6 separate regions of the Homo sapiens genome follow, and all the other regions are linked to region 6. A link is a contact called in ENCODE Hi-C or POLR2A ChIA-PET data. All regions are on one chromosome and are shown on one strand. Each heading gives the region's core, a stretch centred on a gene start or an enhancer-like site at or near the end of the contact. The rest is flanking DNA. Distances are from core to core; before and after follow the strand shown.

Region 1 (4,889 bases), core at 785-3,284, 820 kb before region 6:
AGTTCCAGCTACTCGGGAGGCTGAGACGAGAATCACTTGAACCTGGGAGATAGGTTGCTGTGAGCTAAGATCATGCCACTGCACTCCAGCCTGGGCAACAGAGCAAAACTCCGTCAAAACAAACAAACAAAAACTGGATAAACATTGATGTAGGCCGGGCGCGGTGGCTCACGCCTGTAATCCCAGCACTTTGGGAGGCTGAGGCGGGCGGATCAAGAGGTCAGGAGTTCGAGACCAGCCTGACCAACATAGTGAAACCCCGTCTCTACTAAAAATACAAAAATTAGCCGGGCGTCGTGACGGGCGCCTATAGTCCCAGCTACTCGGGAGGCTGAGGCAAGAGAATGGTGTGAACCCGAGAGGTGGAAGTTGCAGTGAGCCAAGTCGTGCTACTGCACTCCACCCTGGGTGACAGAGCGAGACTCCGTCTCAAAAAAAAAAAAAAAAAAAAAAAATTTGATGTAATGGTTTCACTTTTAGAAATTTAAGGAAATAATCGTGGATGTTTGAAAATATTTATGTAAGGATAGTTTTTACAGCATTGCTGATGAAAATAAAAAATTAGAAATAATCCAGTTTTCAAGAATACCACTTTGATATGGAATATGTGCAGGAATTAAGATTTATGCAAAATATAGTACTTAGCAAGTATATATTCATAATATATTCATTTAGAAAGCAAGTTAGCAAATTATTTACTACACATGACCATTTTTGGAAAATGTATACCATATGAAAGACTAAATATATAAAAATGTTAATAGTTACCTCTGACTAGTGAGATTATGGATGATTTTAATTTTTGACATGTTTGTATGTTCTACAATTTGTGTGTACTTTGCAATTAGAAAAAAATAATTATAGTTAGGGTAAGATTACAGTTGCCATGTTGGGAATCACTTCCTGGACAATTTCCTTCCAATCGAAAGAAAATATACAAATCTCATGTATTGGAGGGAGACTGGGGAACCAGTGTTCACTGTACTTCTCACTACTAATTTTCTCTCTATCAAAAATAGGATATGAAACCAAGGAAGTCTGTGGAAATTAAGATAGAGCCTACTGAAACTCAGTTATTTCTCCATGCAGAAAAGAGACCTAACTTTGCCTTACAAAAAGGAAATTTTTTTTATATTAACAAATACAAAAAGTAAGCTATTAGGACAAAATCTAATTAAAATATCCAACTTTATATTTCCTCTATCTGAACCTCACAGCCCCAAATACAAGAGTTAAGACGGTTGAGTTAAAATGTATTTATTGAACCTCTACCGTGTTTGCCAGGCACTGTTACCTGGACGGCATTGGTCTACACATGTTATTTTAGCGGTGTCGCTGGCCTCTAGGGGCTCTTGTTCTAGTGGGAGGGATGATTTCTGTTTAGTTTCAGGGCTCCATTAAAATTTGTGACCTTGGGGCTTCCCGGCCTGGAGCTCAGATTGCTTGGCGAAGGCTGAGAAACAGAAAAGTGGATCAGGCGATGTGGTGCACTCCCCTTAAAAACTACCGCTGTGTTCCCCGACCTGGCAGTGGTCACTTGGAGCCCATTAATCGGGAACATCCGAGAGCGACAAGGAAGGCCGCGGGCGAGCGCGTCGCTCGCGGAGTTTCCCCGGACCTGGGATCGCCGATCCCTCGGCGCGGACACCAGCCTTGCCCATGTGGTGGTCCCTGTGGAGACCTTCCCAGCCGTTCCCGGCTACCACTTTTAGAGCCCAAGACAAACTTCGACGAGTGGCAAGGCAGTGACAAATGGAACCAAAATAGAGGGGCTAAAAGGGGACCTTCCTATAGAACCGGGGTCTTTTGTTAGGGTTTTGTTTTGTTCCTCACCATCTTCCAAACAATGAAGTCCTGGGGGAGGCTAACCACGATCAAGATTTCAGTAAACATCAGACACTGGAGAGCCGACCCAGCGACCGAAGAAGCAAAAGATCTTCTTTCCTTCCTGAAATCTGGGCAGGCTGGGAGCAAAAAAAAAAAAAAAAAAAACCCGCACACGTTTTTCGAGATGGCGATAACAGTTATAAGGCCCGTAAGAGACTTGATCCAGTTTTATGCAGAAACATTTTCTAGTCCTGCGAACCCTTTTGCTTTTTCAATCCACAAGTGGCTTTCTGCCCTTCTGTTACCAAGCAACCCTGACGTCATCGCGTTTCTGCGTGCGTGCACGACACAGAATCATTGCTTGTTGATCTCTATTTTAGTGCAAAAATCAGGGCTGTTATGCAGTGTGTCAGGATGGCCGAGTGGTCTAAGGCGCCAGACTCAAGCTAAGCTTCCTCCGCGGTGGGGATTCTGGTCTCCAATGGAGGCGTGGGTTCGAATCCCACTTCTGACACATACTTTTCTTTTTCCTCTCCTTACTTTAGAGATATCCTGATCTCAGCAGTAGGCATAAACAATTACCAACGTATATTTTTAAGAATCGGCTTTTAGGTACCGGGCGCGGTGGCTCACGCCTGTAATCCTAGCACTTTGGGAGGCCGAGACGGGTGGATCACGAGGTCAGGAGATCGAGACCATTCTGGCTAACACGGTGAAACCTCGTCTCTACTAAAAATACAAAAAAAATAGCTGGGCGTGGTGGCGGGCGCCTGTAGTCCCAGCTACTCGGGAATGAGGCAGGAGAATGGCGTGAACCCGGGAGGCGGAGCGTGCAGTGAGCCAAGATCGCGCCACTGCACTCCAGCCTGGGGACAGAGCGACACTCCGTCTCAAAAAAAAAAAAAAAAAAAAAGAATTGGCTTTTAAATTTATCTCAAAGGGCTTGTCCAAACTAAAAACATTAAAAGCGGAAGCATCGCGATATTTTTACGAAGCCGCGAGATTTGGGCCAAAAAACGCCTAATTAAAGGCAGAGGTTACTAGCGATTGGTCTCTGTGCTGCAGTGCGAGATAATCCTGATGTCGCGGGATTCGGAACGCAGATAGCTTCCTGCCTCGCCGAGGGAATGGAGAGAAGGGGCTCTGGGCGGGTTCTTTTCCCGCTTCTCGACCAGGCTCACACTCTGTGTCTCAGATCCAAGCCCTCCCCTAGATATTTCCTGGAGCACTTTCCTACCAATCTCACAACGCTGTGGCTCGTGACAGTGCAGTCTCTTTAAAAATCTTACACAGGTCCTCTGCTCTCCTATTTTCAAAACTCATGTAACCAGTTCTCAAAAATGTCTTTCGTAAATTATGCACATTCACACTCGTTTTGGCATCTGATCATTACCGTTTTGTCAGTCAAAATTGAGTACCATTTTAACCATTGAATGAAATATGAAAGCTGTACGTTCCTCTCGCAAATGTAATCACCGTGAAAAATTTATTGTATTTTTTACATTTCTTTTTTCTCTGCATTCGCATATATATATAACATTTTGTTTTTTTTTTTTAACAGAAATGTAGTCATGCTATGACATTTTTCACTTAATATATCTTGGGTTCTTTCCATGTGGAACACTTATTCTTTTCTTTTACAGAAGAAATATTGCTGGCCGGGTGCAGTGGCTCAGGCCTGTAATCCCAGCACTTTGGGAGGCCGAGGCGGGCGGATCACGAGGTCAGGAGATTGAGACCATCTTGGCTAACACAGTGAAACCCCGTCTCTACTAAAAATATTAAAAAATACAAAAAATTAGCCGGGTGTGGTGGTGGGTGCTTGTAGTCCCAGCTACTCGGGAGGCTGAGGTAGAAGAATCGCCTAAACCCGGGAGGCGGAGCTTGCAGTGAGCCCACATTGCCCGCTGCACTCCAGCCTGGGCAACAGAGTGAGACTCCGTCTCAAAAAAAATAATTAATAAATAAATAAATAAATAAATAAATAAATAAATAAATAAAACCCTATGGTAGGCCCGGAGTGGTGGCTCACGCCTGTAATCCCAGCACTTTGGGAGGCCGAGGCAGGTGGATCACTTGAGGTCAGGAGTTCGAGACCAGCCTGGCCAACATGGTGAAACCCTGTCTCTACTAAAAACACAAAAATTAGCTGAGTGTGGTGGCAGATGCCTGTAATCCCAGCTACTCAGGAGGCTGAGGCAGGAAAATCACTTGAACCCGGGAGGTGGAGGTTGCAGTGAGCCAAGATTGCACCACTGCACTCCAGCCTGGGCAACAGAGTGAGACTCTGTCACAGGAAAAAACAAAAAACAAAAAAACAAAAACACAAAAACCGTATGGTAAAATTTAAATTTTAAGGTGGTACTTTAGAACACTAGTGTTCCATCTTCTCAGTTTGCTGGCTTTCGGATTAAAAGCAGCTTTTCCTCCCACCAAACCTCCCCTCTAGCATTTGGCTTTGGAGCGGTGAGCAGCAGAATCTGGGTCAGGTTACGCTTTTTTCTCTTCAGTCCCATTAACTCTGGAATCCTAGGTGCCCTCTGCATACTTGGACTCCAAAAACCACTTTCTCCAACAAGAAAACAAAGTAAACTGCAGATTATATAATAGGAGATTTTAAATTCATTTCAAAATTCACTATGGAAGATATGGTTTCTCATCTGGAATCCATCCTGCTTGTCTGGATTTACCTTACTTCTCCCTGCATTGCTCACATTTCTGATTCTTTCATGGAACAGAGTACGTTATCCTCTAAAAGCTTTCACCAAACTGATGGAATTTTCTATTTCTCGCCCCCTACCCCCACCTACTGCTTTTCAAAGTAAAATGGCATTTATCTGTAAGGCGGGATGAAGTTAATATCTGTTAAACCCCCATTTATTTCCAGAAGCTTCCAAAGTCAGCCCAACCTCCCAAGGTTACTTAGCTCTCTAATAAAACAAAAGGTGAACTCCCTGAAAGAATTCTCCTGCAGAATTCTATTATAGCGTTAGAGGAAAAAGCACTGCCACTGTGTAAAATTGTGTAGATTTGGGGTAAAAGGCCAAGGTACTTTCCAGTTT
Region 2 (5,097 bases), core at 446-2,945, 900 kb before region 6:
GGTGCTGGGTCACACAGCTCGGGATTGGAACTTAGTGTCGATCTGGAAAGGCCTGCTTGGAGAAATTCACGAATGCACTGAGGAATGGGGTGGGGGTAGGAGGTTGGAGCGAGACAAGACTGGCCAAAAGTCTGAAAAGAAAAAGACAATTTGGGTTTGAACCCGCAACAGAACAAGCCCCACAACCCTTCTCTCTCCGTAGAATCCCTACCTCCCGGAGGGAAGACTGAGAATCCTGAAGGGGTCAGGAATGAGAAGGACAAAGGAGAAAGAAAAGAGTAGGACGGCTTCTCCCACGGATCAATCGCGTAGGTGGTGGTGGTCCCTGACAGCTGCAGCTGCCTGATCACTGCTGGATCTGTGATTCTAAAATTCTGAGCAGTAACGAGCCCAAGCGTGCACCTGAGGAAAGAGTAAGGGCACACAAAGTCAGAACAAAGTATGTATGTATTTGAGCCAGGGCCTCGCTCTGCCACGATCAGAGCTCATTGCGGCCTCGAACTTCTGGGCTCAAGAGATCCTCCCGCCTCAACCTCCGAGCAGCTGGAACTACACGTACACGTGACCGCGCCTAGTTTTTCTTTCTTTTCTTTCTCTTTCTTTTCCTTTCTCTCTCTCTCTCTCTTCCCCCCGCCCACCCCCCCCCCTTTTTGGTAGAAACGGGGGTCTCGCTTTTTTGTCCTGGCTGATCTCGAAATCCGAGGCTTCAAGCGACCCTCCCGCCTCCGCCAGAGGAAGAATGTAAACGGGACAGGAATGTGTCTCTGCTCCCCCGCCCTGGCGAGGGACTTGCTAGTATCCTCTATCCAACTGCTGGCTGAATGTGTTCTCTCTAGGAATCGAGGAGGACTGCCTTTCTCGCTGGTTCTATTTCAGTCCCGATCCCACAGCTTCAGTCCAACCGGTTTGCTTTGTTTGATAGGCTGGGCATGAGAGTGAGATTTGGAGCTATCCTCACAGATTCCTGGAAGTTGAACAGATCTCTGATGAGTCCTCTCTTTAGAACTAAACTGATTCCCCCAGGACCTACCAACTTGAGGAATTTTCTGGGAAGCACTTAGGTACCTGTACGGACTTGTCAACAACTGCCATACGTAAGAGACTCTAATTCCAGCTTTACTGTGCATGACCAGAAAGCTTGAAATTGAAATCTTGATGCCATCCCATAGTTAACCGAGATTTTCCAGGTTTATATATAGTTCAGAATTCAAAGTTCTGAAAATCTAAGAGCTTTCACAACTCTGCGCTTTTGCTTCTCCTGAGACGCTTGTCCTGGAATGCTGGTTTCCATTTTGTTCCCTAATAAAAATCTTGTTCATTCTTCAAAGCCCACTTCAAATAGGGTCTTCCCCACCCCACCTCCAAATCTCCCTCTCTCTCTCACATACACACACCCCATTGTATTTTTCCACACTTCATTTTAGCAGGTAACTCTGTGCCCAATAGAAAATTTACTCACTTGGCGGGGCGCGGTAGCTCACGCCTGTAATCTCAGCACTTTGGGAGGCCGAGGCGGGCGGATCACCAGGTCAGGAGATCGAGACCATCCTGGCTAACACGGTGAAACCCCGTCTCTACTAAAAATACAAAAAATTAGCCGGGCGTGGTGGCGGGCGCCGGTAGGCCCAGCTACCTGGAGGCTGAAACAGGAGAATGGCGTGAACCCAGGATGCAGAGCTTGCAGTGAGCCGAGATGGCGCCACTCCACTCCAGCCTGGGCGACAGAGCGAGACTCTGTCTAAAAAAAAAAAAAAAAAAAAAAAAAAGGAAAACTTACTCACAGTATCTGTCTCCTTCATTCCCCAAGTACGGTGAGAAGAATGATGATGATGATAATATTAATAACACGGATTTGGATAATTGGCTGACTGCTTTTGTGTATTATGTTATTGACTCATCGCAACTTTATATAGTAAATACTGTAATACTTTTATTCCCATTTTACAGTTGAGAAAATTGGGATTTGGGGGGTGTTAAGAGGTGAGATTTCTGTCTTGGTCATTTTTCATTTTCCATAGTGACTAGTGTAGTACAAGCCTACTGGCTCTGAATATTTGCAGATTGATTCCTTGACCCTAGCTGTTGACTTTTTTTTTTTTTTTTTTTTTTTTTAGTAGTCTTTCACATTCTCTTTCCTCCTCTTGTCTTGATGCATATTTTGGTTTTGTTATATTTTTTCGACGTTCTCTCTGAGCTGACGAGTAAACGGTAGCAAGTCTGGTGAATAAACAGAACCTACCGTGCCAAAATTAGGGAATTTTTTTTCCTATGGACAATGAATAATAGCTCAGATGAGAAGGAAAGAAACTGGTAGCATTCGAAGAAGAGTTCTTTTTCTCTAATCCAATTAGCTTTATGTGGAAAATGAAAGAAAAGAAAAGAAAAGAAAAAAAGAGGCATTAATCAAGATAAGTTAAGCCAGACAGTTCCTTTCACAGGGGTCCCAACCAGACTGTTTTCTGAAAGCAGAGGCATAAAAACTAATGAAGCAAGAGATTCTTGCTGCACATAGAGGAGACAACGTGTGATATCACGAAAAGAGGGTGCTTTTCAAGAACTGATCACCAGCAGGCCTAGAGGGTTGAATTCCTATGAAACATTAGATTAAAAGGCTTCCGTATATACAGGAATTTTACAAACCATATTACTTTTATGTCTATGTCAAAATAAGATTTCTTAGTCAAATTGATCTTATGTATGTGTCAAAGTTTATTAATTCAAGGACAGAACTGACAAGATGACAAAAGAGTGTCCCATCTCAAGGAAGTTTTGGAAACTGTGAATATATGGAGCCAGGGAAGAGAAGAGAAAGTGCAATTAATTAGAAAAAGTCCTGCTTCATTTAACTGGATCATAACAACATCACATCCTGGCTGGAAGCGGTGGCTCACGCCTGTAATCCCAGCACTTCGGGAGGCTGAGGCGGGTGGGTCTCTTGAGATCAGGAGTTCGAGACCAGCCTGGCCAACATGGTGAAACCGCGTCTCTACTAAAAATACAAAAATTAACCTGGAGTGGTGGCACGTGCCTTTAATCCCAGCTACTCGGGAGGCCGAGACAGGAGAATTGTTTGAACCCGGGAAACGGAGGTTGCAGTGAGCTGAGATCGGGCCACTGCACTCCAGCCTGGGCGACAAAGAGAGACTCCATTTCAAAAAACAAACAAAAAATCACATATTCCATTTGTTGGTGAAATAAGATCAGGAGCACCACGATCTTTGTTTGGAAACTTGTAGAGAAGTCATACGTGCCCCAAACTCTTAGCAGATATAAGAAAGAAATAATAAGCAATAGCTGCTCTTTAGACAGACCAAGAAACAAAGATTCATGCCCCGATATTGTCAGACAGGAACCAGTTAGCACAGGGTCACCAAACCTTGTCAGGAGAGAAACAAAAAGTCTGCTTTTTCTCCAGTAGCTCTCGGTAAATTTACCAAATGTGCATTCAGAGATGGTGCTGAATTCATTGTTTGCCTGTTTCTCAGTTTTGTGACAGCAGGTTTTAATTTCATGTTTATGACCTTCTCCTATCCTCTCTTAGGAAAAAAACATAATTTGTACCTTCATAGGGGAAAAAAGGTTGAAGCGCTGGAGAGATGAAGCAGTCCTGAAACTGCTTTGGCCCAGAATATTAAATTACTGTGTAGGTATTTCTAGGGCTATCCCCTAGCGCCCAGTTGGAGCAGCGTGAAACTTACAGAGAAATCCGAGGAAGATAGAGTAGGTGTCTAAACCACCGAGGCTCTAGCAGCTTCAGAAGCTTGAACACAGCGATCAAATCTCCCAGAAATGACTTCGCCATTTCTTCTCTGTCATCTTCATAACTGTCTTTTCAAAAGGTTATGCTAATCTCAACTAACTCCTAATGGATTGTCTCCGGAATTTCCCGCTTACTGAATCACCCAATTGAGTTAAAAATGTTAAAGCGCTTACTTAGAACAATGCCGGACACTCGGTCTACGCTAGATTAAGTATTCATTAATAAATGTTTTAAAATAATTGAAAATTACATTGCTTGTCATTTTGTACCTGGAATACTAAAACAGGAACAGGGTTTCTATGCAGAAAATGCCTCCTATGAAAATTGAAAGTTAACTTATCCACAATTTGCTGTTTACTCAGAGATTTCGTTCCTGGATGAAAGAATTTGGAGGTTAAAACAGAAAAACCTCATTCCCTGACCGGGAATCGAACCCGGGCCGCGGCGGTGAGAGCGCCGAATCCTAACCACTAGACCACCAGGGAAGCTGAAGTAGGTTTATTAAAACATATTTATGAAGCGAGAACTCAACACATACGCACACAGTTGACTTCTACTTTTCCGACGAGTTAGTGCACGGTCATGCTCTCGTATTCACTGACCTCCTGTTTTGCACCAACCAATAAAATCTGGACGGCAGAGGGCGTGGCAATGCCATAAGAGTAATTTGGGAAGTTCGTAACTGGATGATGGAACGTGCTCTGTTTCGATGTGTGCATTCAACCGAGAATAAATTGTAGCATCAATTTGTAATTGTCTTCTTGCTTTTCTTTGCATAAAGTGGTGAGCCATTTGAAGAACGAAATAATTTTTTAATTTGTCTTTGGTTCCTTCGGAGTACCTGTCATTGTGGGTTTTTTTTTTAATAAATACCTAATAGTAAATAAAAAACATAAGTAATAAATTCATTAAGCCTTATTTTTAAGTGGCGTGGGCGGAGCCGAAATAGCTCAGTTGGGAGAGCGTTAGACTGAAGATCTAAAGGTCCCTGGTTCGATCCCGGGTTTCGGCATGAGAGCGCTCGGTTTTTTGTGCCCACGGCAATACAAATATGGAATTTTCCTTCTACAATACAGAAACACTCCTTAGAACCTAAAATGGGGTCATATTTTTCTCAAATTCATAAAGGAAATCGCAAGAACACTGTGGGATACGTTTATTTCTGTAGCAGAACTCTAGGTATGGGTTTCAACATCTCACTAGATAAAAGAAGAAAAGGCAAACGTGCTGAAAGAAGTTTAATCTTGAGCAATACTAATTACATTTTATTTGCGACCTCTGTTCCCTCAATAAATATTTATTAAGTGAATTGTTAGTGTTATGCGCGCGTCTAACTG
Region 3 (4,659 bases), core at 19-2,518, 910 kb after region 6:
CACATGAAAAGATGATCAACATTATTAATTATTAGGGAAATGCAAATTAGTGAGATACCACTCCATACCTACTTGGATGACTAGAATTAAAAAATCAGGTAATAACAAGTGTTGGCGAGAATATGGAGAAACTGGAACTCTCATACATTGCTAACGGGAATGTAAAATGGTGCAGCCACTGTAGAAAAGTTTAGTAGTTCCTTAAAAAGTTAAACATAGAATTACCATATGAACTCACAATTCCACCCTTATGCATATAATCAATAGATTTAAAAGCAGGTTTTCAAACAAATACCTGTACATGAATATTTATAGTATTACTGTCACAATAGCCAAAAGGTGGAAGCAACACAAATATCCATCAACTGATAAAGGCACAAGGAAAATATGGTACATCTATACAGTGAATATTATTCAGCATAAAAAGTAATGAAGTACTCATATATACACAACACAGATGAACCTCAAACATTATGCTAAGCAATAGAAGGCTGACAGTGTATGATTCCATTTAATGAAATATCCAGAATAGGTAAATTCATACACACAGAACTTAGATTAATGGTTGCCAGGATTTGGGGAAAAGAACAATGGGGAGTGACTGCTTAATGAGTATAGAGTTTGCTTTTGAGGTGATTAAAATGTTTGGAAGTGGATAGAAATGATGACTGCACAACATTGTAAACATACTAAATGCCACTGAATTGTACAATTTAAAATGATTAATTTTATGTTATGTAAATTTTATCTCAATAAAAATAATGAATACAGATTAAATATCTTATTTTGCTGATTCAGTGAAGGAATCAGACAGATGTTATAACCAGTTTAAAGGGAAAGTCAAAAAACACAAATTTATATGGAGTAGAAGAATTACATTGGAAATGGAGAGAAAACTGGTTTTTCCACTGTGGGAGGAAAGTTGTGTTAGTCTATTTTGCGTTGCTATCAAGGAATAGCTGAGGCTGGATAATTTATAAATAATAGAGGTTTATTTGGCTCATGGTTCCGCAGGCTATACAAGCATGGCACCAGCATCTGCTCAGCTTCTGGTGAGGCCAAAAGGAGCTTTTACTCATGGGGAAGGTGAAGCAGGAGCAGGCGCCTCATGGTGAGAGAGGGAGCAAGAGAGAGAGAAGGAAAGTCCTGGTCTCTTTTTAAAGTCCAATCTGAGATTCCTCGTGAGAACGCTCAGGTTTAACAACCAGATCTCTCACACAAACTCATTACTGAGGAGAGGGCACCAAGTCATTCATGAAGTATTTACCCTCATGACTCAAACACTTCCTCAGGCCCCAGCTCCAACATTGGGGATCATATTTCAGCATGAGATTTGGAGGGGACAAACATCCAAACCATGTCAGAAATCAACTGAAACTGTACTGGACAAGATAGAATTTGCATGCCTATTAATTTACAAAAAACTGTAAAATAACTCAAAGATAATAAAAGGCTAGAACCTGATATCCCAGAAGCATATGCTGTATTTAGACGATGCATAGTTTTCATTTGAAACAAAATTATTTTCTTACAGACTTACCCTCTTTTGACCAAAAATAATCTCAAAAGAATATTCTTGTCAAAAAAAGGATAATATTCTTCGTCATAAAATAAGAATGAGGTCATTAATTTGACCTGATTACATCTGTGAAGCATATAGGCTGTCTTAAGTTTGCTTTGCTGGAAGTTTTCACAAGGAGTCACAGATTGGACTTTAAATAAAGACTCTTATTATTTGTTTTCGTTCTTAGTTGCTTGTTCAGAAGCCAAGACCTCATGACCAGATTTAACCTGCAGTACTTGTAAATTTGAGTGAATACCTCTCTTCTCAAAGTCCCTAAAACATTCTGAGTTTCTTGGGCCTGCCAGGAAATGTCCTTCTATAGACACTCACTTAGAAGGCTAGGAACACTGGAAACAAGGTATCAGGCTAGTTTCCTGGAGATTGCTTTGTAAGTCTCCATAACGTCAACCTTACTTTTTAAAAAATGTGTGGTTATACCTGATCAAATGAACACCATTTTCAAATGCGACATTTGAGGCAAAGCCTTGGTTGCATGACCAGTGTTTCCAATTATGTCCTAGTGAAAAAAAGGACAGATTCTTACTGAACCTATGCAAATACCTATAATGCCATGAAAATAAGAATACTTAATAAGAGTTTCCCAATTTTAGAGAGGTCAGGTAGGGACAATAAGATATTTACAAATGTTTAATTTTAGTTTACAAAAGCAAAGTCTGCTAAATTGTTATGAGTAAATGGCTCATAACATAGATAGCTTAAGAGGAGAGGCCGGGCGCGGTGGCTCATGCCTGTAATCCCAGCACTTTGGGAGGCCGAGGTGGGTGGATCCTTGAGGCCAGGAGTTCAAGACCAGCTTGGTCAACATGGTGAAACCCCCGTCTCTACTAAAAATACAAAATAAAACAAAACAAACAAACAAAAAATCGGCCAGGAGCAGTGGCTTACGCCTGTAATCCCAGCACTTTTAGAGGCTGAGGCGGACGGATCACGAGGTCAGGAGATCGAGACCATCCTGGCCAACATGGTGAAACCCCGTCTCTACTAAAATACAAAAAAGTAGCCGGGCACTGTGGCGCGCGCCTGTAGTCCCAGCTACTCGGAAGGCTGAGGCGGGGAAATCGCTTGAACCCGGGAGGCAGAGGTTGCAGTGAGCGGAGATCGCATCACTGCACTCTCAGCTACTTGGGAGGCTGAGGCAGGTCAATCACTTGAACTCAGGAGGCGGAGGTTGCAGTGAGCCGAGGTTGTGCCACTACACTCCAGCCTGGGCAACAGAGCGAGACTCCGTTTCAAAAAAAAAAAAGAGAGGAAAGAGAAAGTGCTTTTTTATGCATTCAGAAAATAGAACACTAAAAAGACATCAAAAATATTCTAAATAATAACTACAACCATCCCTCATAAATTCATGTAGTTCTAGGTAATTAATTCTGGCCCCACTGGATCTCCAGTTAGCAGTTGTAAGGGTAAATGAAAATTATGTTCTCCATTCATGTATGGCAAAGTGCCCATTTCTCTTTATAGAGTTTCCTTGTAGACATAGTGAGTCTGAGTCCTTATGCTAATCTTCAGCAGAGATTAGTATTTTTAAAGATTAGGCCAGGTGCAGTGGCTCACACCTGTAATCTCAACATTTTAGGAGGCCAAGGCGGGAGGATCGCTTGAGCCCAGGAGTTTGAGATCAGCCTCTGTGCAACATAGTGATACCCCCATCTGTAAAAGGAAAAAAAAAAATGCTTGGATGTAGTGATGTACACCTGTAGTCCTAGCTACTTGAGAGGCTGAGGTGGGGAGGATCCTTTGAGCCCAGGAGTTGGAGAATTTGGGGCTGCTGTGAGCTATGATCACGCCACTGTGCTCCAGCCTAGGCAACAGAGGGAGAGCCTATCTCAGAAAAGAAAAGAAAAAAAAAAAGATTAAACCTAGTCTCCAGATTTTGCAATGTAGGGCTATTTCCAAGCTGGTGGACCAAATAAACTTTAGATATGTAGAAAAGGTAGCTCTAGAATTAGGTCAGGGGTCTCTCTCAAAGATGAATGGGAGAGTGTCATGAGGTGCAGCTCTTTGCTTTTCAAGAAGTTAAGAGGAATTATTGTTCTTTTTTCAGCTTTGCTATGTAAGATGAGTGAGATTTTGTTCTAATTTTGTCATCACCTTTATGCTGCCTTACATACATGTACATCTGTTAATGCACACTCAATAAAGGATGTTCTTTCTTCTATTGGTACAGAAGGGTATTTTTGTTGGCAGGATTGTTTTATTTCCCTAGCACATTCTCATGAGACCATGTGTTTCTTGACTAGAGTTTGGAAATGCTGCCTTGGTAGAATGATATGGTCTTAAAGTTGCTTAAGTGATGCCCTCAGAAGCCTGTACCCAAAAGTACCTGGCATAGTCTTTTTCCATAAGGTTTTGAGAGTTCTTCTTTGTTGAAGATAAAGCACTCTGGCCTATAGCTAATTGCAAGGGCTTTCAATGCAGCATCAAAGTAAAACAAAATAACTATATGTAGATGACAAAAGACTTAAAATGGTTATAGTTAATCTATTACTTACAATTTTCAAAAGTGAAAGATCTGGCTGGGCGCGGTGGCTCATGCCTGTAATCCCAGCACTTTGGGAGGCAGAGGCGGGTGGATCACCTGACATCAGGAGTTCGAGACCAGCCTGGCCAACATGATGAAACCCCGCTTCTACTAAAAATATAAAAATTAGCTGGGCATGATGGCACATGCCTGTAATCCCAGCTACTTGGGAGGCTGAGGCAGGAAAATTGCTTGAACCTGGGAGGCAGAGGTTGCAGTGAGCCGAGATCACCACACTGCACTCCAGCCTAGGTGACAGAGCAAGACTTCACCTCAAGAAAAAAAAAAAGTGAAATATCTGATGAGAGTTCATAATACAAATAATGACACTAATAAGGAGTTTTGGTTTTTCTGTGGCCTGTAAAAGAAGACAATAAAGCCAATCCAAAATCAATTTTAGACAAAATAGTTATGAACATACTGATTAATTATATTTTCAAAGACAAGAGTAGACATTGCATTTAATTTATTAAAGTGGATGAACATAATTTTTACAAAGAAAAAAGTCTTAAGATACAACATGATATACCACAAAGATATTACCACATGATAA
Region 4 (4,843 bases), core at 1,888-4,387, 860 kb before region 6:
TGAGGCAGGAGAATCGCTTGAACCAGGAGGTAGAGGTTGCCGTGAGCCGAGATCGTGCCATTGCACTCTAGCCTGGGCAACAAGAGTGAAACTCCATCTCAAAAAAAAAAAAAAGATTCACAGATTCTATCTCAGACTCATGAATCAGAATATTCTCAAGGTCTGGCTGACCTCCACAACTTAAATCACTGTTGTCTTTTCTCTCCCCTATGCAGCGAATTCCCTCTCTGAACATGATCATGACCTCTGAGACCCTGCATGATCTATGTGCATCCTGTAGGGTCTATGTGTATCTAACCCCCTCATCTCCTATCAAGTTCTCCCTTGTTTACTGACCTACAGCTGCACTAGTCTCCTCCTTCGTTCCTTGAACATGCCAATGGCATTCCTGCCAAGCCTTTTGTAATTACTGTTCCCTTGGCCTGAAATTCTCTTCTCCCTGATAGCCTCACAGCTCACTCACTCACTTCCTTCAAGTCTCTGTTCAGATGCCTCCTTATCAGGAAGGCCTCCTTGGTCACCCTTTATTATAAAGCAATCCCCTCCCCTTTGTTCTCCATTCTCTTGCTCTTTTCCTTCATGGCATGTATCACTACTTCACATTTTATATATCTGGTTGAATTTATTCTTTATCATTCCCCACTAAAATGTAAACTCCATGAGAGCAGAAGCTTTTTCTGTTGTGTGGAGTGCTATCCCTGCACCCCCTATGTGTGGTTCAGGGTCTAGTTAAGAAATAAGGCTGGGCACGGTGGCTCACATCTGTAATCCCAGCGCTTTGGGAGGCCGAAGCGGGCAGATCACTTGAGGTCAGGAGTTCAAGACCAGCCTGGCCAACATGGTGAAACCCCGTCTCTGGTAAAAATACAAAAATTAGCTGGACGTCGTGGCGGGCGCCTGTAATTCCAGCTACCTGGGACGCTGAAGCAGGAGAATCGCTTGAACCCGGGAGGCAGAGGTTGCAGCGAGCTGAGATTGTGCCACTGCACTCCAGCCTGGGTGACAGAACAAGACTCTGTCTCAAAAAAAAAGGAATAAGACTAGGTATTTCAACTGGGCACACCATGGTAACTCAGAGGTGATAACTACTGGGAAGTAGCTACCACCTTGTAGGGCTGGAAGAACAAAAAGGAAGAGGTTGAGACCACTGAGGAAAGGCATCCTGGAGTGCTAAAGAGGACGCGCTGCAGCTGGACTACTACTTACTTATGTAATGGACAGTGAGACATTCTGGAATGCATGAAGAGAACAAATAGAGATGGGATTCAACTGCCATTGTTGGAGTGACCTGACAGGAAGAACAAAATTTAGAAAGCAGCCCCTGCTTCTCTCCTCTTGCTTTCTAGTCTCTTTCTGGTTCCTCTTATTGACAGAACACAAGAGGAAGCCAATGGGCAAAGGAGTTTGGGAAATATCATTTGCAGGCGCCCAGCCCCAATGTCACAAAACAAAGTATATAAGGGTGATTTTAAAGCTGAGAGGGAATGGATTAATAGGAACACAGCTTGGAACAAAGTAGGACTCAAGAGCAGGACATTAATGATCAGTCTTGCTCATTATTATTTGAGTCAGGGGCTCATCTTGACTGTAAATATCAGCCTATCTTCTTCACTTCTTGTTTCTCTTTTTACCCCTTCCTGCATCTGGTAGTTTGGATGATTTAGATCCAGTCAACAGGACTGGAAGCAAGAGAAAAGGTCCAATGCAATGAGACTGAGGGGGGAGTTTTTTGTCAGTTTTTTGTTTCCTTTCTTTTTTCATATGGAATGTTATTGGTGGCAACCTGGTGGTAAGCCATTCCAGAAGAATGGTAAAAGATAACCAAGTCAGTAATTGATAATTAGATTCTATACCTTCCACACCCCTAGTACAACCCTCCACCCACTTTTTCTTATCTCAGCACTCTAAAACTGGCAAGTTTCTTGACTCTGGTGTTGTTAAAACAAAGACAATTGCCAAGCATATCTGAAAAACATTTGAAAATGCTACCAGCTCTATCTCCAATTGGTATGCAGGGCGGGAGGGGAGATGAGAATTTTGGAGAATTTAATTCTTAGTGAAAATCACTGTTTTGTAACTGAACATGGTTCTATTAAACAGCAATTACCCGTTCTGTTCCATCAAAGCAATGTCCTTAGATTTTTTTTTCCCTTACCAGACATATTGTACACTTTTCTATAGAGAAAGCAGAGAAAGAACAACGTTTTGTCAACTTCCTTTGTTGTCTTACTCATTTTGGATCAAGAAGAAGTAAAATGGCAAAACAGACGCCTTGCCCCCTCTGAGGTTCGAACTCAGGACCTTCAGATTATGAGACTGACGCGCTGCCTACTGCGCTAAGGAGGCAACTGTCTCTCCCGCTTAACCAACGGCTCTACCAAGATGATTATGAGGCATTTTAATAAGGTTTTACGTTCTCTGAATTACAGTGTTTCAAAATAAGGCGTAACTATGATTCAATTCACTTCTAAAACACTTTGGATGACAAAACTACGTAGTACAAGGCAGGGGCCAATTCCTAAACCAACCTCGTTCTCCCACAGACCTTCCTAAGGAAACTTTAAGGGCTGCGAAGGCAATTGAGTCTGGACTTTGCGAAAGGCCTTCCTGTACGGGGCCCTGGATTTCTCATCTCATTTCTGGGCCAGGAACGAGGAGTCTTTCCCTCTATGATTAGGGCTTTCGTAGATGTACCGCCTCTGAAACGAAGACAAGACAAATAATAATGAGTTCACTCTTTTCCTCCCTTGTGAAGTTCCGTGGAGACACTCGGTCCCCTGAAGTGGATGAAGGGCGAGGGGAGGAGGTCTCAGGATTTTTCCTCGCTTTTCTTAGAAGCAACAGGCTCAAACCAAACGGTTGGCCTTGCTTACTCCTGAAGTCGAGAGGCTTACTCCCTGGAATCCAAGTGGATGTGGAGCCCATGGCGTCCTCTGGCGCTCTCGGTCTCTTCGACCCCTTTTTACTGTGTTGATGATAAATGGGGCAGGATTCCCCTCCTGCACCACCTGCAGCATCCTGTCCAGGATCCATCTGGGAGCTGAGAAGAAGCAAAGTGTCAGGGATCGGGGGTTCTCGGGCTATGCTGAGAAGCAAGGAATGCTGAAGAAGGGGCCTGAGGGAAGGGCTTATGGTGATGTGGGAATGGGAATGAAAGGACTGGAAAGGGGCGACAGTCACTTGGGTGAAACTGAAAGCGGCGACGCACCCTGTGGGTGGTAGCGTGGCCGAGCGGTCTAAGGCGCTGGATTAAGGCTCCAGTCTCTTCGGGGGCGTGGGTTCGAATCCCACCGCTGCCAGTGTGAGGTATTTTTTTTTTCCCCCTCGTCATTCTGACCCAGTAAAGTTCCATTTTCAAGCCTTGTGTGGGCAGTTCTCACAGCTTCCTAAGTGAGACAGGTTCCTCTTCTGTTTTCCTAGGGGCCACAGATAACACCCATATGTACAGTCCCACAAACGGTGCCCAAATGTTTCTCGATTTAGGGGCTCAGACATCTCGTCCCCTAGTTATTCCCTTCAGTGGCCTTCATGTGTTTTCATTCACTTTGCGAAATTTGTGAACCAACCAAGGGCAATCCTAAGGAAAAAGTACAACCTTCTTAACTCCAGACTCAAGAATAAATAAGCCACGCACGCTCATCTGCCCTATTTTCCATTGTCTTCTCCAAGGGATAAATGTGCTAAGGCTGAAAAAACAAACGAACCAACAAAAGAAACAGTCACCAGACACCTAGAGCCTTTCCCGCTTCACCTATCCTCAGAGAGCAGTTTAAGGTCCTTAGTTGAACACAGTTGAAGAGTTAGCTTTTGAGATTCTGTTATCTTCTTAAACAGTAAACATTTTTTTCTTTTTTTTTTTTAAGAAATAAGGTGGAGGCTCATAGAATAGAAAGAATAACACCTGTTTTAGGGAAGAAGGACTTGATCCGTTATTTACCTGGATCTGGGGTAGTTTAGACCATCTTTTAAGGCTAGGAGACTCGAGGAGATAGAATGGAGAGTTTTTGTGTGCAGGGAGGTGGGTAGATGCTTAGGAGCACTTTACAGTCGCCTAGGCAGAAGTCTTCTAATTTCACTGCTTCCTTCCTCACCTTCCAAAAGATGTATCCAATACATACTAATTGAGCAGATATTTTGTAACAGGCACCTTGCTTGAAAGGATGAATGCCAGCAAATGATTCCAGGGTTCCTTAGCAATTTAGTCTTGAGAGACTAGAGAGGCACATTAAGCATAGTTGACAAATAATTAATATTAAGATTGACTAAAGTAGTAATTTATATCTGAGTATTTCTTCCAGACACGCTACGTATATATGTGGTCTATTTGTTATATGTTGTTCTCACAATTACTAGATAAATAACCATGTTATCTTAATAAAGTTAAGATTTGAAAAAATGAATTACTACATCCAGCACTATAACATCCTAGTTTGGTCATCCATACTAAAGGACACCTATATGTTGGGTCATCTGGACGCTAAGATGTCCACCTGGGAGCTGGGACCTGGAAAGGCAAAAGAAGATAGGAGGAGGAGGAGAAATAATTATTCCCTTTTGAACTTGTAAAATTTAGCCTAGCAAGTGAAGGCAAAAAAGAAGTCTAAAGTCTCCCAAAAGTCTAAGCTGGGCTGTCCCACTGAGTATTCATTCATTCATTCATTCATTCATTCACTCATCCTTTCATTTATGCATTCATGCAACAAGCATTGGTTGAGCTTCTACAAAGTAGCAGACCGTGGGCTATCAAAGACTACTGAGACTCAGCCCTGCACTTAAGGCATTTTGGAGGAATGCGGGAGACAGATTTTAAAAATTTAAGCCCATGGTTACAACTGAGGGGCAG
Region 5 (4,711 bases), core at 2,082-4,581, 690 kb after region 6:
TTATGTCTCCTCACCTGCAAAATGAAGATGCTGGACTTGATTGGTCCAAAGCTATCGGATACCTAGTAGTTTAACTTTAGATCCCAAACTTTGAGGCACATAGCCATCTGCTTAGACTAAGGGGAGAGAACTAGAATGAATCTACTCTTTTTCAAATCCTCGGAGACATGTAAGATCTCAAGGTCCGTGTTTCAGATGAAACCATTCAAGAAATAGGCCAAAAAAAAGCCTGTGTTCATTAATCATCTAATGATGAATTAGAGTGAGGGAGTGTTGAAGATATTAAGGACAGTCAACAGGCAAATGAAGAATAGTCCCCTTGGCAAAATTTGGCAGACTCATCTAAGAACGGAAGTTCCTTTAAAAGAGAAATAAATGTGTCTCTGGTTGGTATGATGAAACACACGTTCAGAAAAGAGGGAAGAATACTTAACTCATGTGGAATATGGATCTTATGGAGAGGTAGACAGTTGCCTTTCCATCTTCTGCCTCCTCTTGGTTTTATTTTTAATGAAAGGCAGAAATGGGCAAAGGTCATAGTCCAAGGCATCCAGAACCTCTGTCTAGTAATGTCCACATCTAGCCTGTTGAATGCAACCCTAAGGATTAAGAAGTAATGATTGGGAGGCCAAGACAGGTGGATCACCTGAGGTCAGGATTTCAAGACCAGCCTGGCCAACATGGGGAAACCCTGTCTCAACTAAAAATACAAAAAAATTAGCTGGGCGTGGTGGTGGGCACCTGTAATCCCAGCTACTTCAGGAGGCTGAGGCAGGAGAATCGCTTGAACCCAGCAGGCGGAGGTTGCAGTGAGCCAAGATAGTACCATTGCACTCCAGCCTGAGCGACAAGAGCGAAACTCTGTCTCAAAAAAAAAAAAAAAAAAAAGTACAATGAATGCCCCAAAGTAATCCCATCTCCTCTCAGATATAAAGAAAATGACAATGGACAGTTATGTCTGGGTTTCAAGTTCATCTTTTATGATAAAAGACAGATCTGAGCCAATTCCAAACTTTCTCTAAACCCTTTAGGTGATCCAGCCTCTTTGACGTTCTCTTCATATGGGGTATGAGTTCAAAGACACTATGGCACTAGTCCCCTTACTTCTTCCTGAGGGTCAAAATAGAAGACAGATGACACTGCTTACAGCTGCACTTCCTTGGTCAAGTCACTTTTCTGAAAAATCTCGTCCCACATTATAAAACACCATTACTAGCATGTGCTTGTCTTTTCTTACAAAACTTTCATCAATACTGCAAGTTAAACTATGGCAAAACATTTACAATAAAGAATATCATATATAGTATAAGGGAGATGATGCTATTGCTGTGCTCATCTCACATCAATGAATTTGAAAACTGTGATGGTGTATGTTTAAGGAAAGATGCTGTCAGAGGATTTATGAGTCTCCCTTCAGCAGCTGCTGCTCTAGAGCATGGAGAGATGCATTCTTTTTCCTGGCTTTGGAGGATGTATGTAAGATGGGAAAAGGAAGTCTAGCGGATGTGACAAAAGTTTCAGGGATAGCCCCCAAACATATTTCAGAGATGCTAGGAGGTTAGGGCTATACCTTTATCCAGAGTCCATCCAAGGGATTCCTCCACCATAATGTGGAAAGTTGCCTCTCCTTTTCTCCTTTCTTCCTCATACTTTCATTATTTGAGTCACCTTACTGCTCTCTGGATACTGTATCCCTACAAAATCATTATTCTCTTAAGTGGTCACAACATGCTGCAGCCCTAGCCAACCTGGTGGTTTGCTATTCCTTTATGTGACTCAAACTTTTTAGCACTAACAGCGCTGGCCACCACAGTTACCCTAATTATCTAAAATTCTTTTGACATTGCTTGTCTCTCCTATAATCAATTCCTGATCCAGGGATAATTCTCCTTTATTTTCTACCCCCTTCAGAAGGAAGAAGGTTTTGAAGGGTCAGGAATAGGGCTTCTCTGGGTGCTTTGTTTTGTGGCACTAGGTTGATTGCTTCCTGGAGCCTTTGCCAATCCACAAAGCAATCAGCAGAACTGCCTGGGCAGCCTCAGTTTAATCACAGAATAGAGAAAATCTTGTCCTACCAAAGGTGATCTTCAGGTAACAATGTTCCCAGATATTGGCTCAAAGCACAAACTCACACATAAAGCACAAACTCAATGATCCACAGTAACTGTCAATACACCCACAACAAATAATTAACAACTACTTTATTCAAGTACCAACCTTCATCATCAGAAACATAAACTAAGGACTGGCACTCAAGCAAGTACTTCTCTTTTTTGGGGGGGAGGGGCGCGGAGTTTCACTCTTGTTGCCTACGCTGGAGTGCAGTGGCGTGGTCTCTGCTCGCTCCAACCTCTGCCTCCCGGGTACAAGTGATTCTCCTGCCTCAGCCTCCCGAGTAGCAGGGATTACAGGCGCGCGCCACCACTCCCACCTAATTTTTGTATTTTTAGTAGAGAACGGGTTTCACCGTATTGGCCAGGCTGGTCTCGACCTCAGGTGATCCGCCCGCCTTGGCCTCCCAAAGTGCTGGGATTACAGGCGTGAGCCACTGCGCCCGGCCAAGCAAGTACTTCATCTCTGTGTGCCTCAATTTCCTTATCTGTAACATGGGCATAATAATAGTACATTACTTCATAGGGTTGATGCAAGGATTAAATGAGTTAATGCAGGTAAAAACTCTTGGAGCAGTGCCTGCACTCAGTAAGCACCTGGGAAACACCCCAGTACCGAAGACCTCCCTCGCCCAGCTAGAGGGGAAGCAGGGAGCAACCCTGCTCTTTTTCATCTCCCAGGGATACACCCGGGGAAAACCACTGGCTGTCACTGCCGCAGAGGGACTAGGCTGGCCCGCCAGTGAGACGAGCGCTGGGGGCTTCATGACCCCACGCCACGCGGCGTCCCAACCGTGGAGGTGCCTCCTGACCCGACCTGCAGCCAAACCACACGCGACCCTTTCGCCCGTTTCCTTCGAAGAACCCGTGTTTCCGCTTTCCAGAACCTCTAAGAGCACCCACCTTGGTCCCGGGGCCCTGTAAGCCTCACTCACCGGCCGCCTCCGGCCGAGTACCCCCGACACACCCCGGGCGGGTCCCGCACTTGGAGCGGAACCTGAGTGCGCTGGGCTTGGGGAAGTCGGAAGGATTAAAGAGAAACCCATGCGTCGAACCGCTGCTCCAACGCCCATCAGGTTCCCTAAGATCACAGGCACTCTTCCACTCAGACTGCTGCTGATCATGCTCTGCTCGGTATGCGGGACCAGTCATTGTCTGGGCAGTCGCCTGGACCTAAGTCTCCTGACGCGGACGACCAGTTGCAAAACAGAGACCACACTGAGACTGAGCAACGTATCAGCAGCGGTCGCAGCTCTGCGCTTGCGCCTGAGAGCCAGCTACAGCAGGGCTGTGCTGGGATTCACTTTCGTGGAAGGTTTTGCAAAGCCCCTCCCCTGGTATGCGAGAGGCTGAGAGGTTGGCGCTAGAGGCAAGAGGAAGGGGGTCTGCGAGAGGTGCCGAAGACCACCTTAATACACTGCAAAGTATAGCCTAGACCGGTGGTTCACAGAGTTTTAAATAGCGTACACAAATAAATCACCAAGTGAGCTTGTTAAAATACAGCTTCACAAGATTTACACTCCGAGATTGACTCGTTGGCCCGGAACATTGCATTTTCAAGGGGCACCCCAGATGATTCTGATGCAAGTGGTCTCTCCAGCCTGTCTGGAGAAACTGGCTCCGTTGCACAATCTAGTTGCTTAAATACTGTTAAATGCAAGACATGTCTCAAATTTCACCAAAAGAAAAAAATGAATAAAATCAGGACACTACCCTAATCTAGTAGATTTTTTAAAATTCCAGATAATTTTAATATAAGGTAATGAAGTTGCACAATGTGCCCTGGGAGTTCAGAGCAGGGGAAACTTATGGAACGAGGGACACTGGAGTGGTTTGACTAATGGAAGATTTAATGGAAAACATAAAGGAGGGCAACCTTACAAATAGTTGAGGAACTAGAAGAGTGGAAAGCATGTGCAAAACTGCAGGTCTGATACATGACAGCTGTGCACAAGTACCATAGAAACATCAAGTAAGTATAAAGCATGAGCCATGAAGTACAAAGGAGCAGGATCCAAATTATAAAGCTGGAAAGAATTAGATAAAGTCTAATTTTATCATTTCCTATTTTTAAAAATTAAAAACACTTTCAAACTGTGGTAAACTATGCACAACATTAAAGTTACCATTTTAAAGTCATACAGTAAAGTTTTTAGCGTATTCACAACAGCACCGTCACTATCTAATTCTAGAACATTTTCGTCATCCCTAAAGATGCCCATTGAGCAGTCTCTATTCCCTGCTCCCCACAGTCCCTGGTAACCTTTATTTTACACTATGTTTCTATGAATTTGCCTGTTCTAGATATGCCATATAAGTAAAATAATACAATATTTGTCTATTTATGTCTGGATTATTTTTAATTAGCATAAAGTTTTCAAGGTTCATTCATACTGCAGCATGTATCCTTCATGCCTTTTAATGGCTAAATAATATTCCTTCGTGTATATGTGTGTGTTTATACACAAACAGTGTATAAATATACATACATAATATTTTGTTTATCCATTAATCTCTTGTTGAACACTTGGGTGGTTCCTGCCTTTTGGCCATTGTGAATAATGCTGCTGTGAACATTGGTGTACAAGTATCTGAGTCAC
Region 6 (4,618 bases), core at 2,105-4,604:
CATATACATTGTACATGTTTGTTAAATGTTGAATGTTGAAGTATAAAATGAGTTTATGGTGGAGATACTGAATGTTCTAACGGTCCTGAGGTGGGAAGAGACTGTGAATGGTAGAAGGTATTTCCTAGAGGTGGTGGGTATTAGAAATAAATTTTCGGTGCAGCAAAAGAAATAGCACTCGAACATGAATTTTCTCATCAAGGCAATTTTGCTTCTATAGAAAGGTGTGTCTCGCAGATGGAGCAATGGTGAGAGCATACCTGATCAAGGGAGAGGAAGGGGTTCTTATCTCTGACGCAGGTAGTCCCTACTGCTATGTCGTTCCCCTATTGGCTAGGGTTGGACTGCATAGTCTAAGCTAATTCCAACTGGCTGTTTTAAAGAAAGCAGGGGTATGAACCACAGTGGCGGGGTGAGCAGTTTCAGTGGGAAGGACGGTTACAGAACAGGCGATTAAAGGTGATGCAGGTCAGAGCAGATGACCAGGGGTGACTCAGGACAGAGCAGGTGACCAGGGGAATAGATGTGAACTACTGATTGGAACTGGTGGAAAAGGTTGTTTACTGAAACTAGGGGCAAGGAGATGAGGTTAAACTTTAAAGTGGAGAACAAAGAACTGAACATACTGACATACTGATTCTTTGAAGAGAAATTTAGAACTCACTGTATTTAACATGGGGCTTAAATTGGACAATAAAGGATGAGAAAGATTCAGAAAGGAAAGGAACAGAGTAGAGGAAGTAGGAATGAGCAGCAGACTGATGGTGAGATCAACTTGCAGGGTGTGATGGCTGGAGTGACTAAGAATTCTACTGCCTCTGTTAAGAAATTGCTCAACTCTAGTCTGAGTTCTTACAATTCCTAACACATACACATATGAATATATAAGTCCTTGTATTATTTTTAGTTGTTTGGCTGTTTTTTTATCAACTGATTGATGTTCCATGAGGTTAAGGATCATGCATTATTAATTGTTCTTAAGGCTTCATATTTATGATTGAAAGGAAAAATTAGGAAAGTTTCAGATGACTTCTGTTTTGGATGATCTGTATTTAAGATGATAATAAGACATCTACTTGGAAAAATATTTCCAACAGAAACAATGATATTTCAATAATGGAAAAGAATTTGGAATGGGAAGACAGATTTTGACAAGTGTTGGGAACAGGCCCCCAAATCTGGCCATAAACTGGCCCCAAAACTGGCCATGAACAAAATCTCTGCAGCACTGTGACATGCTCATGATGGCCTTGACGCCCACGCTGGAAGGTTGTCAGTTTACTGGAATGAGGGCAAGGAACACCTGGCCCACCCAGGGCAGAAAACAATAGCATGAGCGATCTGTGCCTTAAGGACATGTTCATGCTGCAGATAACTAGCCAGAGCCCATCCCTTTATTTCGGCCCATCCCTTTATTTCCCGTAAGGAATACTTTCAGTAAATCTTATCACTGGCTTGCTGTCAATAAATAAGTGGGTAAATCTCTGTTCAAGGCTCTCAGCTCTGAAGGCTGTGAGACCCCTCATTTCCCACTCCACACTCTATATTTCTGTGTGTGTCTTTAATTCCTCTAGCGCCACTGGGTTAGGGTCTCCATGACCGAGCTTGTCTTGGCAGACAAGATTCATGAAAAGGGTAGTTGAAGATATGTAACAGTATTAATTCTCCAAGAGTATGAAATAAATATCACTAGGTTCAGACTGAACCTTGGAAAACAAACAATTTGAGTATAAGTAAGAACAAAATTTATCAATGATAAAGAAAAAAAAGGGGGGTTAGTTCCATGGTATATTAACCAGAGAGTCTCAATCCCTTATATTTTACTGGGCCATTTCTTTGATATTTCTGGTTATGTTTCCTAGATGCGCTAACCAAGTAGTGTCCTAATGCTTAATGAGCATGATCTCATTTACCATAGTAAGATGGGTGTAAAGTAGGCCCATATAATCCGAATGAAATTTCAATTATGCTGAGCAGCTGGTTCTATGACATGTTATCTCAGCTGACAGTACTATCTCCAGGTGTTTTATCACTTCTCATCTATTTAAAACCGAGTCCCCCTAAAGCTGGTAGCTTTAAACTAATAAATATTGATTGAGCATCTAGTGCCTTATAATATTGTGTTAGGAGGACTTACAAAAATGGGTAAGCAGATGTGTGAAGAAACGCTAGGAGAACAGAGAGGAACGAGTAATTAATTATGATGAGAAAGTTGGAGGTTAAAGAGCAGGGCTCCTGATGGATGAACATGTCTTGGTGGGCATGTTGCGGGAGGGGAAGACGGGTGAGAGTTTTGTTGGTGGAGAGGGAGACAGTCAGGGGAAATCCGGTAGAGACCACAAAGCAGAACAGAGACTTCAAGGGGCATGCTGGTAAAGGCTCCCATAGTACCTTGTGTTTCTCAAGGGCAGGGGGTCAGTGTTGGTTTAACTGCATCCTCGGCACACAGGAAATACTATTTACCGTGTCAATAAATTTCAGGACAAGCGGGGTTGTCCCCAAGTGTCCTACAAAACGGCGGTTACTCTTCCCAAGGGAAGCAGGGGATTGGGGATGGTCCTCGCAGCAGTTTCTTTTCGCAGACAATGGCAGATCTGAGACATGTGGCACCCCTCCCCGTTCCACCTGGCTGGAATGGGCAACTCCTCTTACCAGTGACCCCAAATTCAGGATCAGTAGGACAGCCCCCACCCCACGCCACCAAGCCCTCAGCGCTCCACTATGACGTCACGCGCGGCGGCGGTAACTATGGAGACCGCCAAACCCTCACTAAATGCGTAAGCGCGCCTGCGTTCCCAACGCCGAAGCTGGTTCTACCTTTCTCCGGGATTCCTCTGAGGGCCAAGGTCTGGTCACCCAGAGGCTGCTAATTTCAAAGGCAATATGAGAGGGACTGGATGTTTGGAGGGGGACACGGGGCTGGACATCTGGATCCCCAAACCCGGACTCACCTCTCGGACAGGGCTGATTCCGATCGGACACTTCCGGTGGAAGGACTGAGCGGCGCTACACTTCAAGAATTCCGTCCACAGGGACTTGTGAGTCTGCGCAGAAGGCGGGATGCCTTTGGACTACAATTCCAAGAATCCTTCCTGGGTCTCTTCGGGCGCAGACTTTTCGCCAAAGTCCTGAAGATCTCAGGGCTTGAAGGAGGGGGCATCTTTTTTCTCCATTGTAGTAGTGTGTCTTGCTAAATAACAGAAGGGACTCCTGAAAAGAAAATGACGTTGGCCGGGCGCGGTGGCTCACGCCTGCAGTCCCAGCACTTTGGGAGGCCGAGACGGGCGGATCACGAGGTCAGGAGATCGAGACTATCCTGGTTTACGCGGTGACACCCTGTGTCTACTAAAAATACAAAAAAAAAAAAAAAAAAAAAAATTGCCGGGCGTGGTGGCACGCGCCTGTAGTTCCAGGTGCTCGGGAGGCTGAGGCAGGAGAATCGCTTGAACCCGGGAGGCGGAGCTTGCAGTGAGCCGAGACCGCGCCACTGCACTCCAGCTTGGGTGACAGAGTGAGACTCAGTCTCAGAAAAAGAAGAAGAAGAAAAAGATACACACTCGAGCACACATTTTCTCAGCAAAGCAATTTACTTCTATAGAAGGGTGCGTCTCACGGATGGAGCAATGGCGAGAGCACACCTGAACAAGGGAGGGGAAGGGGTTCTTATCCCTGACGCAGGTAGTCCCTAGTGCTGTGTCGTTCCCCTACTGGCTAGGGTTGGACCGCACAGTCTAAGTTAATTCCGATTGGCTATTTTAAAGAGAGCAGGGGTATGAGCCGGAGTGGTAGGGTGAGCAGTTTCAGTGGGAAGGACGGTTACGGAACAGGTGACTAAAGGTGACTCAGGTCAGAGCAGGTGACCAGGGGTGACTCAGGACGGAGCAGGTCACCAGGGGAACAGATGTGAACTACTGATTAGAACTGGTGGAAAAGGTTGTTTACTGAAACTAGAGGCAAGGAGACGAGGAAAATGAGGAAGTTAAAGTTTAAAATGGAGAACAAAGAATTGAACATACTGACATACTGATTCTTTGAAGAGAAATTTAGAACTCACTGTATTTAACAAGGAGTTCAAGGCCAGCCTGGCCAACATGGTGAAACCCCGTCTGTACTAAAAATATAAAAATTAGCTGGGTGTGGTGGTGGGCGCCTGTAGTCCCAGCTACTTGGGAGGCTAAGACAGAAGAATCGCTTGAACCCAGGAGGTGAAGGTTGCAGTGAGCTGAGATCACGCCACTGCACTCCAGCCTGGGCGACAGAGCAAGGATCCATCTCAAAAAAAAAAAAAAAAGTTTATTCGGGAATAGGAAATTGCAATAAGAATAGACGTGCCAGAGTAAACTATGTTTCTATTCAGGGAGGTAAAGGAAGACAAAGGTTTTTAAAGGAAGAATGGGGAGGATTATTTAATTGTTTTGAAATCATTATTCTTGACTACAAAGATCGGTAACGAGGATGACACCAGTCTGAGGTTAGACAAACAGTTGCTGGGCGGATGTCCTTGCAGAGGTATTTTTGGTGTAAGATGGGTTTTGCAGTCATATGTGATAGTTTTCTTATGAGGCATACAAGCCTGAGAAGTGTCTCTTCATAGCCCTCCCTGGCTCTATCTGTCAGA

The links. Hi-C counts contacts between places; a loop is a spot of excess contacts on that map. ChIA-PET counts read pairs that join two places held with the same protein, here RNA polymerase II (POLR2A). Pooled maps may share reads with other maps.
Region 1: a loop to region 6 is called in a map of naive thymus-derived CD4-positive, alpha-beta T cell, with 6 times the contacts of the local background. The contact joins the promoter of HCG14 here to the promoter of ZNF165 in region 6. A Hi-C loop is called at or near these places in 2 of 168 maps with a recorded cell type or tissue (CD8-positive, alpha-beta T cell and naive thymus-derived CD4-positive, alpha-beta T cell), 1 of 37 single-sample maps with no recorded cell type and 10 of 50 pooled maps.
Region 2: a map of chondrocyte shows a loop between it and region 6 (4-fold over the local background). The contact joins the promoter of HCG15 here to the promoter of ZNF165 in region 6. A Hi-C loop is called at or near these places in 2 of 168 maps with a recorded cell type or tissue (chondrocyte and naive thymus-derived CD4-positive, alpha-beta T cell) and 10 of 50 pooled maps.
Region 3: a loop to region 6 is called in a map of heart right ventricle, with 4 times the contacts of the local background. The contact joins the enhancer-like site here to the promoter of ZNF165 in region 6. A Hi-C loop is called at or near these places in 2 of 168 maps with a recorded cell type or tissue (HepG2 and heart right ventricle), 1 of 37 single-sample maps with no recorded cell type and 15 of 50 pooled maps. POLR2A ChIA-PET finds 5 or more read pairs at or near these places in 2 of 52 experiments (RWPE1 and activated B cell).
Region 4: a map of CD4-positive, alpha-beta memory T cell shows a loop between it and region 6 (5-fold over the local background). The contact joins the promoter of LINC01556 here to the promoter of ZNF165 in region 6. A Hi-C loop is called at or near these places in 1 of 168 maps with a recorded cell type or tissue (CD4-positive, alpha-beta memory T cell), 1 of 37 single-sample maps with no recorded cell type and 11 of 50 pooled maps. POLR2A ChIA-PET finds 5 or more read pairs at or near these places in 1 of 52 experiments (AG04449).
Region 5: a map of naive thymus-derived CD4-positive, alpha-beta T cell shows a loop between it and region 6 (13-fold over the local background). The contact joins the promoter of ZNF391 here to the promoter of ZNF165 in region 6. A Hi-C loop is called at or near these places in 2 of 168 maps with a recorded cell type or tissue (CD4-positive, alpha-beta memory T cell and naive thymus-derived CD4-positive, alpha-beta T cell), 1 of 37 single-sample maps with no recorded cell type and 13 of 50 pooled maps.

What each region holds. Positions count from the first base shown.
Region 1 is chr6:28,893,675-28,898,563 of GRCh38, reverse strand. HCG14 (HLA complex group 14) reads right to left here and starts at 2,034. Exons shown (of 2, transcript NR_104117.1): 1 at 1,834-2,034; 2 at 1,244-1,453. TRL-CAA1-1 (tRNA-Leu (anticodon CAA) 1-1) reads left to right here and starts at 2,236; the gene lies at 2,236-2,341. RefSeq lists enhancers at 1,722-2,357, 2,993-3,629 and a silencer at 2,768-2,931.
Region 2 is chr6:28,981,347-28,986,443 of GRCh38, reverse strand. It overlaps HCG15 (HLA complex group 15), which reads right to left and starts at 1,695. Exons shown (of 3, transcript NR_135289.2): 1 at 1,460-1,695. It overlaps TRF-GAA1-2 (tRNA-Phe (anticodon GAA) 1-2), which reads left to right and starts at 4,700; the gene lies at 4,700-4,772. TRE-CTC1-6 (tRNA-Glu (anticodon CTC) 1-6) reads right to left here and starts at 4,245; the gene lies at 4,174-4,245. RefSeq lists a cis regulatory region at 4,991-5,097.
Region 3 is chr6:27,165,385-27,170,043 of GRCh38, reverse strand. No RefSeq gene overlaps it. Among named protein-coding and RNA genes, the nearest start is that of TRT-AGT6-1, 5.4 kb to the right of the region's middle. Within about 2 kb of position 1,268, at least 3 of the 41 ENCODE cell types and tissues checked have a DNase peak (open chromatin) inside an H3K27ac peak, as active enhancers do.
Region 4 is chr6:28,942,078-28,946,920 of GRCh38, reverse strand. It overlaps LINC01556 (long intergenic non-protein coding RNA 1556), which reads right to left and starts at 3,137. Exons shown (of 1, transcript NR_103538.1): 1 at 2,383-3,137. It overlaps TRL-AAG2-2 (tRNA-Leu (anticodon AAG) 2-2), which reads left to right and starts at 3,218; the gene lies at 3,218-3,299. TRM-CAT3-1 (tRNA-Met (anticodon CAT) 3-1) reads right to left here and starts at 2,346; the gene lies at 2,274-2,346.
Region 5 is chr6:27,387,379-27,392,089 of GRCh38, reverse strand. It overlaps ZNF391 (zinc finger protein 391), which reads right to left and starts at 3,331. Exons shown (of 3, transcript NM_001076781.3): 1 at 3,015-3,331.
Region 6 is chr6:28,079,304-28,083,921 of GRCh38, reverse strand. It overlaps ZNF165 (zinc finger protein 165), which reads right to left and starts at 3,354. Exons shown (of 4, transcript NM_001376491.1): 1 at 2,952-3,354. RefSeq lists enhancers at 2,909-3,028, 3,829-3,898.